3 separate regions of the Homo sapiens genome follow, and regions 2 and 3 are each linked to region 1. A link is a contact called in ENCODE Hi-C or POLR2A ChIA-PET data. All regions are on one chromosome and are shown on one strand. Each heading gives the region's core, a stretch centred on a gene start or an enhancer-like site at or near the end of the contact. The rest is flanking DNA. Distances are from core to core; before and after follow the strand shown.

What was found. Hi-C counts contacts between places; a loop is a spot of excess contacts on that map. ChIA-PET counts read pairs that join two places held with the same protein, here RNA polymerase II (POLR2A). Pooled maps may share reads with other maps.
Region 2: a loop to region 1 is called in a map of heart right ventricle, with 15 times the contacts of the local background. The contact joins the promoter of KIFAP3 here to the promoter of NTMT2 in region 1. A Hi-C loop is called at or near these places in 10 of 168 maps with a recorded cell type or tissue (Right ventricle myocardium inferior, Right ventricle myocardium superior, cardiac septum and 4 more) and 9 of 50 pooled maps. POLR2A ChIA-PET finds 5 or more read pairs at or near these places in 2 of 52 experiments (GM12878 and OCI-LY7).
Region 3: a loop to region 1 is called in a map of cardiac septum, with 3 times the contacts of the local background. The contact joins the enhancer-like site here to the promoter of NTMT2 in region 1. A Hi-C loop is called at or near these places in 3 of 168 maps with a recorded cell type or tissue (Right ventricle myocardium inferior, cardiac septum and endothelial cell of hepatic sinusoid) and 2 of 50 pooled maps.

The regions. Positions count from the first base shown.
Region 1 is chr1:170,142,922-170,147,221 of GRCh38, reverse strand. It overlaps NTMT2 (N-terminal Xaa-Pro-Lys N-methyltransferase 2), which reads right to left and starts at 1,263. Exons shown (of 4, transcript NM_001136107.2): 1 at 961-1,263. The coding sequence starts at 1,114. RefSeq lists enhancers at 620-1,150, 1,151-1,682.
Region 2 is chr1:170,072,255-170,076,490 of GRCh38, reverse strand. It overlaps KIFAP3 (kinesin associated protein 3), which reads left to right and starts at 1,796. Exons shown (of 20, transcript NM_014970.4): 1 at 1,796-2,055. The coding sequence starts at 2,024. RefSeq lists enhancers at 1,568-1,867, 1,928-1,987.
Region 3 is chr1:170,219,467-170,224,086 of GRCh38, reverse strand. The region is part of intron 1 of LINC01681 (long intergenic non-protein coding RNA 1681); the gene reads right to left. Among named protein-coding and RNA genes, the nearest start is that of LINC01681, 47 kb to the right of the region's middle. Within about 2 kb of position 2,911, at least 3 of the 41 ENCODE cell types and tissues checked have a DNase peak (open chromatin) inside an H3K27ac peak, as active enhancers do.

The sequences.
Region 1 (4,300 bases), core at 14-2,513:
AATTAAAGATCCCTCATAAATGGATTTACAAAAAGGTTTTGGTAGGCTGCTAACATTCGGTTGCTTGAATGCAATACAAAGAATTATGTAGCTGCTTCGACAGCTGGAAACCCTGACCACATCAAGTGCACAATGGGGCTTTCAAACGACCTTAAGAAAACAGACTAGGCTGATACACAGCCTTCTTGCTTTCACTGGGGGAAAATACAAATCAAAGGGAGAAGGGTATTTTACTCTTTAATGGTAAGTTATTTCCTCTTCAGTGCTGTTTAGGGTGCCCTGAAGTAACTGCTTTCACAGAGGCTGAAAAAAGTAGAGTAGGCAAAACAGATAAGCTTTTTATTGCTCTATTGTCCAATTCTCTGAAAACTAGAGGAGATAACAAAAATGGAGACAGACCACTGACTTCTTAATATTCAAAAACCAAGCTAAAATCTCCTTTTTTTAGGCTCTCTGACTATTCTTGTGATTCAAGAAGACCGCAGAGGATTGTAAGTGTGTACACAAGCACAGACACAGAAACATACATACATAACCCAAGCACATTTTGATCTATCATTATTTAGTCTTTCTTTTTAACTCTTACTCAATGTATTAATGCATTAATACTCTCATCTTTGAATTATCAAATTTGCCCAATTACAATTTTTTGTAAATATTAAACATGTCTGAGTTTCTACAAGCCTGATACTCATGCAACAGACACCCAGAGAAGCAAATCACAGTGCCTGAGGGTGCATGGAAATCCCAAAATAAAGTCCTGACTCTATTTTAGGCACTTAATCTTTGTATTCTCCATAAAGAATTCCACTGAAACATTTCAGCCCAGTGACATTGGTTGTGGAGTTTTTTTTGTCTGAAAAGTGTCCTTGTTTTAAATTCTCTTCTAGAAGCCCCATGACCTCATGCAATCCCATCAGTCATTTCTTGTTTCTTATCTAGTAGCTCTGACTCACTTACCCAGGGGAATTTTTTCCAGCAGGTAGAGATAGCTCTGAAAGAAGTCATTGCGAATGGCTTTGTGAAGGATAAAAGACATGCTATGTCTACAGAGTTCATCGTCGGTCTTCTGCCAGCGGGATCTAAAGGCAAAATGGGCTCCCCGGTGGGCCATGACAAAGGGGGATAATAATGATTCCTACAGAGAAAGGAAGCTTGCCTTGCTGTTTCTTTGAATTAGCCTTCTCTTTCTAAATGAACTTGAGACTGTCATTTTAAACCAGTCCCCTCTCCATCTATATCAGGACAGGCTGTCATGGGTGTGGGGAGGAGGGGCAGCACACAGTGGGAGGGGAGGGCAGGCTCTTGGCACGTCCCTCCGTCTGATTGCTTGGGTGACACCACTCCAAGCCAGCAGGTGCTAAGTAAGGATGAAAACTGGCTGAGAGAGATCCTGCTTCATCCAGGAAAAAGCACGCCTCTCTCCTTTAGCCACCACTTCAAACAGGCAAGAGCACAGCCTGCTAACACCCTGAATATTTGCCTTAATTTGATTTCTAAATTGGAATAGCCTAATTTCCATTTCAAAGAGTTGTGAATATTTTGCAAGAGATCTTGTTCCCTGATTTCCATCACTCCTCGTAGAACACTGAATCCTCAAATTACAAGGACCCTTCAAAGTCATCTTAGCCACTCATGCTCCTTTCATCAGTACAATTTCTCCCAAATAATTTCATAGAAATGTGTATGTGTTTCCTATTTTGAAGGATCTTCAAGAGAAGCAATTATTTGAAAGCTTGTTTTGACGTTAAATATCCTTCTCTGTCAGCAAACTCTTCCATCTAGCTTGCTGTAAACAACAACTATTCATGTAAGCCTGTTTCTTCCTCTCTGCCTACTCTGAATATAATTTTCCTCTTAAGTACATTTGTTTTCTGTACCGGGTATCTTCTGATTGTCCCTCCGGATACACTCTCCACTCTTCATACATTACTATGTGTTCCCCAGGAGGCTGACCTACATCAGTGGACTCCATTGCCCTCTAGCTTCTAGTTGGCTTTAGCCAATGGATAGTGCCAGGAGGAGACAGGAGGAAAGTGAGGTCAAGGTATTTATTCCCTTGGCACCTTCTCTGTGGAAATGCCATGAGCTGACCATATCCTTTAACAAAAGGTCATACGTCTGACCAGGGTCTTCTCATACAAATATCCTCTCCTGGTTCTGTTCATTTCTCCTTCACCTGACTGCTTGAGGCCCAGGGGGAGTGATGTATCAGGTGACAAGCCCAATTCCTTGTAATTTTCCTATACTTGCCCACATATTTGTAAATAGTCCCTTTATTAAACCAGTTCGAATTCCCAATTTGTGAATTCCATCTGTTCCCTACAGGGACCATGACTACTGTTTTCCTCCCCTTATGTTCCTAACAGGAAAATGTGTAAGATCTCAATACACTATTGGCCCTATGCCATGTGCACCCACAGACCCCCTGCCTGTACATATACACATGCTAATATACACAAATGCACACATTATGGTAGGCAACTTCTAATGTGACCCCTGTCTTAGTTCAGGCTGCTCTAACGTATTACCAAAGACTATGTGGCTTAAACAACAAACATTTATTTCTCACAGTTCTGGAAGCTGTGAAGTCAAAGATCAAGGTGCTGGCAGATCCCATGTCTAGTGAGGGCCCTCTGTCTGGTTTGCAGATTGCCCTCTTCTCATTGTGTGCTCACATGGCAGAGAGTTAAATCAAGCTCTTGTGTCTTTTCTTATAAGGGCACTTATCCCCTTCATAAGGGCTCCACCCTCATGACCTAATTATCTCCCAAAGGCCCCCATCTCCAAATCCCAACACATTAGGGCTCAGAATTTCAACATAAAAATTTTGATGGAACACAAACATTCAGTCCACAGCAGTCCATAAGAATCCCCATCTTCTTTCTTCCTGGTATTCACCTCTTCCTGTAATCCTCTTTTTTTGAGTATAGGCTGGACTTAAGGACTCACCGCTGAAGAATAAAATATGGTGAAAGTGATGAGATGTCACTTTTAAGAAGAGGTTATTAAAAGATTGTCTTAGGTGTCTTCTTTCTCTCACTTGCTTGTTTGCCATGTGGGAAGACTGCTGCCTATTGTGAGTGGCCATGTGGAGAGGCCTGCATGTCAAGGAGCTGAAGTCCTAGGTCAAACAGCCCAGAAGACACTGAAATCCACTAACAACAGTGTAAGTGAGCTTGGAAGCGAATCCTTCCCCAATTAACGGTTTGGCTGCAACTTGATGGGAGACCCTAAGTCAGTTATGTCATACCCAGGTTACTAATCCACAGAAATGTGTTTATTATTTTAAGCAACTAAGTTTGGGGATTATTTGTTACAATGCCACAAGATACAATGAATTCATACATTGTCCATGAATTTTTTTTTTTTTTTTTTGAGACAGGGTCACGCTCTGTCACCCAGGCTGGAGTGCAGGGGTGTGATCATGGCTCACTGCAGCCTCAATCTCCCAAGTCTCAAGCAATCCTCCCACCTGATTCTCCAGAGTAGCTAGGACTATGGGCATGCATCAGCACATCTGGATTTTTTTTTAATTTTTTTTTTTATCTGTAGAGACGGGGTCTCGTTATGTTGCCCAGGCTTGTCTCAAACCCCTAGCCTCAAGCAATCTTCCCGTCTAAGTCTTCCAAAGTGCTGAGATTATAGGCATGAGCCAGTAAGCCCAGCCAGAATTTTTTGAAGATAAACAATGTAGCCATAATCTTTTTTTAAGTTTTATTTGTGTGTCAATCTTTTACTGAGAGAGGAAGTAAGGATTCCAATTATTTGACTCTGATTTATTTTCCCTCATCTTCTTGTGCTTCTGTTTTGCCATTTTCTCCCTCTCCAGGTAAAGGGACAGCCATTCAATTTTGGTGGAATTGTCCCCATCCTTGGCTTCAGTAATTGCCCAAACTGCAGTTCAAGTTATCCATTTTGCCCCTCCCACAGTTTGTGGTACACAGATGGGTATATCATCCACGCCTGAGCTGGTCAGTACATAATGTTACCCTGGTTCCAGTTTTCCTTTTTGAGTGGGCACATTATCTAAGTCTGTTATTGTTAATGCCAGCTTGAGTTGAGTTTTCTGTACTAGCAACATGGAGTTTTGTCTAATACAAATACCATCCTGAATCATTTTTACTCAATGAATTCTCATGAAGATGAAGATAGAGTAGATGACATCAAACAGACCAAAGAAACTTCTGGTGTGATTATTTCATGGTATTAAGAAGGAAGGGTCTTACCTGGAATTAAGCAGATATGACTGAGTTAGGAATTCATTGCCACCACTTATATATGGGGTTACCTCAACTAA
Region 2 (4,236 bases), core at 547-3,046, 71 kb after region 1:
TCTTAAATCAATCCCAGTAATTCCATTTGATTCCCAAATTGCCTCAAATTCACCAGTGTCCTTTTTACATAATCTTATCTTCTTAGTCTCTGACTATGTCCTTACTGTCAAGCATAAAATGTTCCAGGCTCATCTTGTACTTTTCCTGCCACAGACAGACAGTTTATCTAGTTCAGTCCCAGTTTCAGCTATCTATTTATTGCTCTGGTTTCCAGCTCTCTCTTTCTTTCTGGCCTCTGGGCATTTTCTTTAGGTTTTTTTGTTGTTGTTGTTGCTATTGTTTTTTCAAGCTCAGGTTTGCATTTTTTCAACACCAAAATTTTTATTCAGTGACAACTATGGGCTGAATGCAAAAGTGAACGAAATAAGTTCTCTGAGCTCAAGGAGCTAACTTACATTCCAAAAATCCTTGTTATATTATCTATGCATTTTAATGTATATTTTGGTCTTCCAATTTTACGTATTGTGAAGATTTTAAAGTAATCTAGCCTGCTATATTACCATTAAAGGTGTTATAAATGATAATTTGTAAAATTTTACATTAGTTTGCAGAATTAATATTTAGAAAAACAAAAAATAGGAAGTCCAATGAGGAAGGAATTGCAGTACTCTAGGTATAAAGTGATTAGACTATTGGTAGAAGTAAGAATGTAGAAAAAAACTGGACTACCTGAATATCTTGAAGGAAGAAAAGATAGAATTTTGTAACACTTTAGTAAGAGGGCATGATACAGAGGAAGGAGTCAAAATTAGCTGCAAATTTTCTTCCCTTTCAGAATGAAAGAATGACTATAACATCTACAGAAATAGTGTAGCTGGTGTGAATGGGTGGGAAGATAAAAATATATTTTGTTGGGTAAGGACTGTATTTCTATATTTAATATACCATGCAGTGCCTTAACATGGTGTTTTACACATAACGGATAATCAATAATTGCATCAATGTACTACATTTGAAAAAAGCAGCAGAGCAACTACGTGCACGTCTCAAAGCAACTGGGAAAACAGGACTAGAAGACAGTGAATAAGTGACAAGATTATAGGTGAGCAGGGGGAGTAGAGGTGCTTTCTTTGCATCCCTAGAGCCTGGTTTGGTGTTTGGCACACAGCCAGCCCTCAATTCACATTTACCAAATAAATGAACCTATATCATTTGCATAGACATAATAGCTGAACCCATGGGAATAGATCTTAAACCAGAGAACATGCAGTTAAAAAAGAACCCTTCTTTCCTATGCCCTGCACTGCTAACAATTGCCTGCCTCAGAAGAAGCAATTCTAAACATACCTTGAGTTCAGGATAATTGGTGGAGTTGGAATTTCAGGAACTGTTTTTTGTTGCTGTTGTTTGTTTGTTTGTTTGTTTGTTTTGGTTGGGGGAGGTGTATTCTAGATTTAAGACATCAAAGTGACAGACTTGCCGCCTTCAAAGTTATATCCATTTTGTACAACGGTCAGATTATCTCCATAAGTTAGAGCTTGTAAGTGCAATCAGGGCCATTCAGGCCCCCAAATAGAAACCTCCCTTATTAGCTGGACTGCTGTATAGCATTCGCTAACTAAAAGGTTATCGGATTCCCCTCTCTCCTTTCAAGCTGACCTGACAGCCCTTTCTATTCCCATCCTCAAGGGGGCGGTGACTACGGAGCCACTCCTTATACACGGACGCTCAAAACTGCACCAAAACTTCCCTGCTCGGCTCCCCGGTGCGTCAAACTCTGAGGCCACCGCCTCAGACTGAGCCTGCGCATACAAGAGGTGCAGAGCAAGCGCATGCGTCGTGACGGCCCGGCTTAGGCGACTCTGGGCGGGTCTGGGCCGCTCCAGTGTTTTGGGGCACAGAAGCTGTGGGAGGAGCTGGAGGCTTCACCGTGGTAACCACAGCGCCGCTGCTGCCCCGCCTTGCAGGCCTCAGGACTGTCATCGCCTCTGGGTGTGAGGGTACTTTGGCCACCGTCCCCGGAAATAACCGCGCCTGCCTCTCAAGATACCCCATCCTCTCCACGCCGCTGCCGCTGCCGCCATGCAAGGGGAGGACGCCAGATACCTCAAAAGGTGACGACTCCCCAAGGCTCTGTCCTACCCTCCTTGCCAGGGCCCTGAAGATGTTCTTGGGTTGGCTGTGAGATGTCACTGGGCAACGCTAGTTTAGCAGACGGGATGGGAAGCAGGGAGAGAAGTCACCGAAAGGAGAGGGAAAAGGTGAAGTGGAGAAAAAAGGAGAGCTCTGGGGGGGTTTCAAAGTCCTTTGACCTGACTCGGCGGAGCCCTGACAGCATTGAAAGATGGTTTCTTCGCTACATCACCTTATTCCAGGGGGAGAGGGAGGTAGGGCAAGGTAAACCGCGTCTTTTGTTTTTTTTTTCGCCTCTTCCCAGACTCTCCATTTTCCCATAATAGATAAATCCCATGAGAGCCTGGGAATAAAGTCTGGTGCATCCGCCCTCAGGCCTCAGTTTGGGGTTCATTGCCATGGGCTTTTGAAATGATGAAGGGGAAAGAAGTGGTGGATTCTACTTTTTGGAAGGCTGAATTGAGATGTTGATTTCCAGTCTCTTTCTGCTTTCCGCATCCATGTCATCCATTTGACTCCCATGTATACAACATAATTTTTGTAGGACATTTAGTAATTATTAAGAGGTTTGTTCAGAAGTTTGATGACAATAAAATAGGCCATAATTTCTTTTAAATATAGTATCAGTTACTCAAAAAAATTGTAGTCTGTTGGGATTATTTGGGTGCTGGCAAATACTCAGATCATTCCTGATTTGGAAAAAAAAAAAGATACCTCCCACTGAACCAAGAGTAAGCAGTGATCCAATAGAAAAAAATTTTAATTCAGTACTGATTCAGTAAATACCCTGGAAAAGTCGCATGTATTCCTTTGGGCACGGTTTCCTCATCTGAAAATGGGACAGGCGTTACCTTCTGAGAGATACAAGGACGAAAGATGAAATACTTTTAAAAAATGAAACATGAATGTAAGGTGGTGGTATTATTTCAAGTCATAATACACTTGCAGTGAATATTTTTATTCTGGCTTGGCTGAGCTCTCATCATCACAGAAAGATCTTCCAAGTGTTAGTAGACTCATAGAAGGGATTCAAACAATTGTATAATAAATAAATCAACTCTATTGTCCTGGCAAGACAGGCATATATTGACTGTCTTTTTTATTTTATGTAAATATATCTGAAACTGGCAAATAGCCAGACTTTGTCAGTAAAAATTTTTAAATGAATATATAAGCCTACATCAGTGTTTATTTCCTCACTGAATTTTACTTAACGTTGGTTTTTAAAATACCTTGGTTAAAAATTTTGTGACAGAAGAAAATAAATTGCCTTTTAACTTTAAATTCAAAATTGTTCTGGAACAAAGAGCCGCTGTTATACCATTAGCTGATTTTCATGTAATATATTTGTGTCAGAGGTAGTTTTTCTTAACATTATCGTACCAGTATGGACACTGAGGCATACTGTGACTTATAATTCTCAACCTATTGTTTGCTTTTAAATACATACTATCTAGAGTTCCAAAATTAAAACCAAGCCAGTCAATGTAATGTTTGAAGTAAAATGAGATTAGAGTCTGAAAAGGTTGAAAAATACATTTCTCAATTTCATCTAATTTTTACTATAAATAATAAAAAGTTTGAATTGTCTGTTTTCAGACTAGAAGCATACAGGAGACATGTATTTATACAGGCCTGATGGAAAACATTTGTGATGTCTGATAGAACCTTCAATTTTAATTATTGTTTTTTGACCATGATTACATATATTCTTTAACAATATTTTTACTTTTATATTTTGTTTTTAACAAGACAGCAGATAGCAGTATATTTTCAGTCCCTTCCTACCTGAGTAATTCCATATTTTGGTTTTACAAAAATAATTTTTTTTGAATCTCTATGTGTTTTGGTGTTTGATTCTTACATGCCCTTCCTTTATCTGGAACTTGCCCTGTTCTTTGCCCCGCTAATTCCTCATCTTTCCTGTTTTGACATAAATACCACTTTTTCCAGAAAGCTTTCCTGAACTTCCCTTTCCCACCTCACAATCCAGGTCAGGTATACCTGTTAGGGTCTCATGATACTTAATACCTTGTTTTTCCCTAAACTTACTACTTTATATTTCCTTCTGGTTTATAAAGTTCATAAAGGTAGGTGCTATGTGTCTATCTTACTTCCCATTGTATTCCCAGCACTCAGCAAGGTGCCTGAAACATAGATTA
Region 3 (4,620 bases), core at 1,662-4,161, 75 kb before region 1:
TGATTGTGAGGCCTCTCCAGCCACGTGGAACTGTGAGTCCATTAAACCTCTTTTCTTTATAAATTACCCAATCTTGGGTATGTCTTTATCAGCAGCATGAAAATGGACTAATATACCTAGTATTTTTTCCCAAACAAGAAGTTTCTTCAGGAAGAAATATATTGTTCATAAATTGCATTTGGTTATCAACTATCAGGGAAAGTAAAATGCTGAGGCCAAGTAAGATAAACCATTGCAGCTGGCTAAAGCGCTGCCACTTCAAGAGCTGTCACATCAAATCTCTTTGTTTTCCTGAAATTATGATCTTAGGACATGTCAGCAATTACTAAAAGCCTTTAAACACAAAGTATCCAAATAATATTATATGTTGGGAAAAAATATTTTTGCATCACAACTTACAGCTATAAATTTTACTTTAAAGTATTTTAAAATTTTTTTCTCAATGATAAAAATCCACAATCTTACTCACTCATTCAACAAATATTACTGATTGTCTCTATGTCAAGGCACTATATAGATGCTAAATAAGCCAAACAAACACCATCCTTGCCCTCATGGATTTACACTCTAGTGAAGGAGCATAAGATAATTAAATAAGCACAAACACAAATGCATAGTCACAACCATCACAAGATCTATGGAAAAGTACATGAAGAGATGAGCCTAATAGTGGGACTTGAGTTCAGAGAGGGCTTCCAGGAAGTGGTTATACCTGAGCTGAGACCTGAACGATGAGAAGGATTTAACCAGAAAGTATTAATGGGAGGGTTAATAGCATATGCAAAGATCCCCTGGGATAAAGGAGCATGGCAAGGATGAGGAACTGAAAGATTTATTCAGCTGATGTGGAGAAATGAGGCATGGGCAGTATTGTGGATAGATGAGACAGAAGATACGACATATTAATTATGGTAGACTTGCCTGCAGCAACAAATAGACCCCATAATAGCTTATAATAAGTATGCATTTCTTTCGCACATAACCTTCCAAGAAACCACAGGTCAAGGATGGTAATGAAAGATCCTTGGGGATCCACTTCAGAGATTCATGCTGATACTACTCTTTATCTTCAAGATGCGGCTTTCATCATGAGTATTGCCATTGAAGTCACCTGGCAAGATCATGAGTAATGCACACTGAAGGTATTTATGGGCTAGGTACTAACAATAAGGGAATCTGGAAACTGTAAACTATCTGTCACAGGAACAAGAGGAATAGGCATTACTGAACAGCTTGCAATCTCTACCATAAGCAGGTGGGGCCAGATGATGCAGTGTCTTATAGCCCTCATTGAGGAATTTTGCTTTTATCCAAGACCAAAAGAAATCCACTGAAGGGATTTAAATAAAGAAGAGGGGCATGCTCAGATTTGTATTTTGAAAAGGTAAATCTGGCAACAAATTGGAGAATATATTATAAGTGTGTCAGAGTGGTCTTAGGGAGATCAGTTGGGAAGATATCATGGCAATTCAGGCAAGACATCATGGTAGCATGGAACAGAGTAGTTGGTGGTGCTAGAAATAGAGAGAAGTAGATACACAGACGTAGTAACGCCATACAACAAAGCATTGGCTAAGCAGCAACAGGCAAATAGATAATACATCTGTTTTCTTTGTTGCACTATTTTCTACTTCTTGTTATCCCCTAGCTCTCCTTAGTTTCTTTTGCACCACTAGGGTTCTTGGTCACCATCAGTAACAGTGAAGATATAAAAATTATGATAAAAATTTCTGAAATCTGGAAAAAGTTATCAGAAGGGCACTGAGGGCCTCTAGATAGACTCTCTAGGGTACGAATTGATTCAGCACAGCCCGACTTTTTAAAAAAATATTATACAGGTAAAACAAAGTTAAAATTTTTTAAAAGAACAATGGAATGCACATCAGACAGGGAGTCAGAAAATAGAACTTGTATGTTAATTTTTTATTGTTTTCCTGTACTGAAAATGAGGGCAATAAACCTGTATATGCTATCTCTTGGGATTTGGTGGTTGTGAGGAGCAAATGCCATAGAGATCATGTATACTGAGGTCCACAGTGGTTCATGTTAATAGTGTTCGAAACTCCCTAGTGTTTGAAGTTCCTATAATTGCTTTTCAAACTATTTAAGGAGATATTCATCAAAGTATTGGCACATAAAAAAAAGAATTGTATGTTCAAAAGTCTGTTTATTCTTTTCTTGCTTTTACTGCAACCCAATATACCAGTAAATGAAAGTTATTTGCCTAGTATAAAGGACTAAACAAACACAAGGTATATAGGCTTGATATTCAGTGTGCAGTTTAATTGGAGAGTTGAGAGTTTGGTTGTTTTTACTGGTGTGAAAGAGGGAGACTACTCAACCCTCTGTTTGAAAATGATCTTTCTCAAGGCTACTGAATTTGGTTTTCCCCTTCGTCACCTAACAAGCTAAAAATAGTAAGAGGTAACACATTAAATAGTATGCATTATTCCAAGAAACATATGAGTGTGCACATATATACATATACATATTCACACACACACACACACACACCCTTCACCACAATCCTATCGGGGGGGGGGTACTATTATCACCATCTCTGTTTTACAGATGAAGAAACTGAGGCACTAAGAGGCTAACAAACTTGTCCAGAGTCACAAAGCTAGTAAGTAGCTGAGCCATAATTCAAACTCAGGCCTTCTGACTCCAGACTCCATGCTCTTTAACCCCACTATGCTACCTCTTTGTAATGTACTAAGTGCTGAATAATGTGCTATACTCTGCTCCTAACCAGGCTGTCCCCATTCCAGTTATTGCGTTGTTTTCTCCAGAAGAATGTTCACTGACAACACTCTGTCAAAATTACTCCAAGAATTACCACTCACTTGGCCCGCAGTTATTAAAGCAAGGCTAGTAAGATAATCCCAGATGGGTGGGAGAACTGGAAAATTCCACAACAAACTGTGCAGTCAGCTAGAGCCTTGCCCAAAAGGAGCAGGTTGCTGCCACATAGTTGCTCTGTCAGGATGATGAATTCCAGAGCTCTTCAAAGTGCAAAGGTGAGGAAGTAAGGATTCTGGCCTTCCTGTTCTAGTGCCCGGTATCTTGTGGGGTGATTACAGAGAAAGCAGTGCTTGAACTGAATCTTGGAAGTTGAATAGATGCTTATTGAACTAACAACAGGGAAGTGATTCCAAGGAGAATAAAGGGACAGAAATAAGGTAATGAGGAAAGCAAGGGTCTGCAGAATGGAGACCAAGTATACAAGAAGGCTAGCCTGAGTCAGGTCATGGAAGGCTTTGTGGAATTTAGAAACTTCATTCTTTATAGATCCAGGGAGTCACTGGAGAGAGCTGAGTAGATGGTTAGTAAATTTAGAATACCAGAGAAGGTATCAGGTGTAGGGGAAAGATTATAGTTTCAACTTTGGACTTTATGAGTTTGAGATACTCGTAGCACATTGACTACAGGTGTTCTGTGGACACATGGAAATAAATGCTATCGTTCAGAAGAGACACGTGGACTGAAAACAGATTTGGGAGACAACCCCAGTTAGCTAGTAGTTAAAGCTCTGAGCATAAATAAATTTCCTAGATGAATATATGAGATGGAAATAAGATAGAAATCATAACCCTGAGGAATAGCCCACCTCTGAGAATGGAGGACAGATGAAAGATGAGGCTGGTGAGTGGCAACAAGTCAGGAGAATCACATGAACACGGCATTAGAGACGCCAAGGGAGGAAAGAACATTATTCAAAAGGGCGTGGGCAAAAATGTCAGCTATCTCAGAGGGGTCAAATGAGGTGAGGGCTGAAAAACCCTCCCTATTTCAATGGAGTGGCAGGGCCACCTCCTAACTACAGGGGGTAAAAAGTGAACATGAGGTTAGGAAGTAAAATGAAAGCAGGTAGAGAGGACTCTTCAGTGGAATGAAAGACAGAGATAGCAACGTGGCAACCAGTCTGTGTTCTGTTCCTCAGTGTTTCTCCAAGAGCCTGGGAGGTGGCACTAAATCATGTAGCCCTTGTTTCTCTGACAGCCTTTTAGAAAAGATCAGTGTTATAGACAACCCCCAGCCCCTAGTTGTTGCAGTCTCCTTTTGGAGTCTGGTAATCAATTTTTTAGGTTCTTTCCCAAATCTCTAAACTGAGTAACTTGATACACTAGAGCCTCTTTGGGGACTCATTTATCTAATATATAACAAGAACATATGAATGTCCCAAAATGCAGGTTTTATGGGTATTGGGGGCACAGAGCCACTAATTGAACTGAGTCTTTTCCACTGTCATAAAATCCAGGTGATTTCACAGGTTGAAGGGGATTTTCATTTATTATTTTTATTTTCCTCTTGGGTTTGTTAGTATGCTTTTTCATATTAATCATGCAATCTCAGGAGCATTATTTAAGATGAGACTGTTCAAAAGACCTCAACTCTGTACAGATTTCCCCCACTTGCTTTTCACCATGTTTAAAACTCCACCGTTTGTTATCCTGATCTCTCCCCTTACATTTTGTGTGATCTTGGATGTGTACCTTAAATTCTTAGGCCTCAGCGGCCTCATCTGTTCAGAAAGGGCACTGGACAAGATGCTCAATAAAACCATGCATTATTCTACGTCAGGGGTTGACAAACATCCTATAAAAAGCCAGATAATAA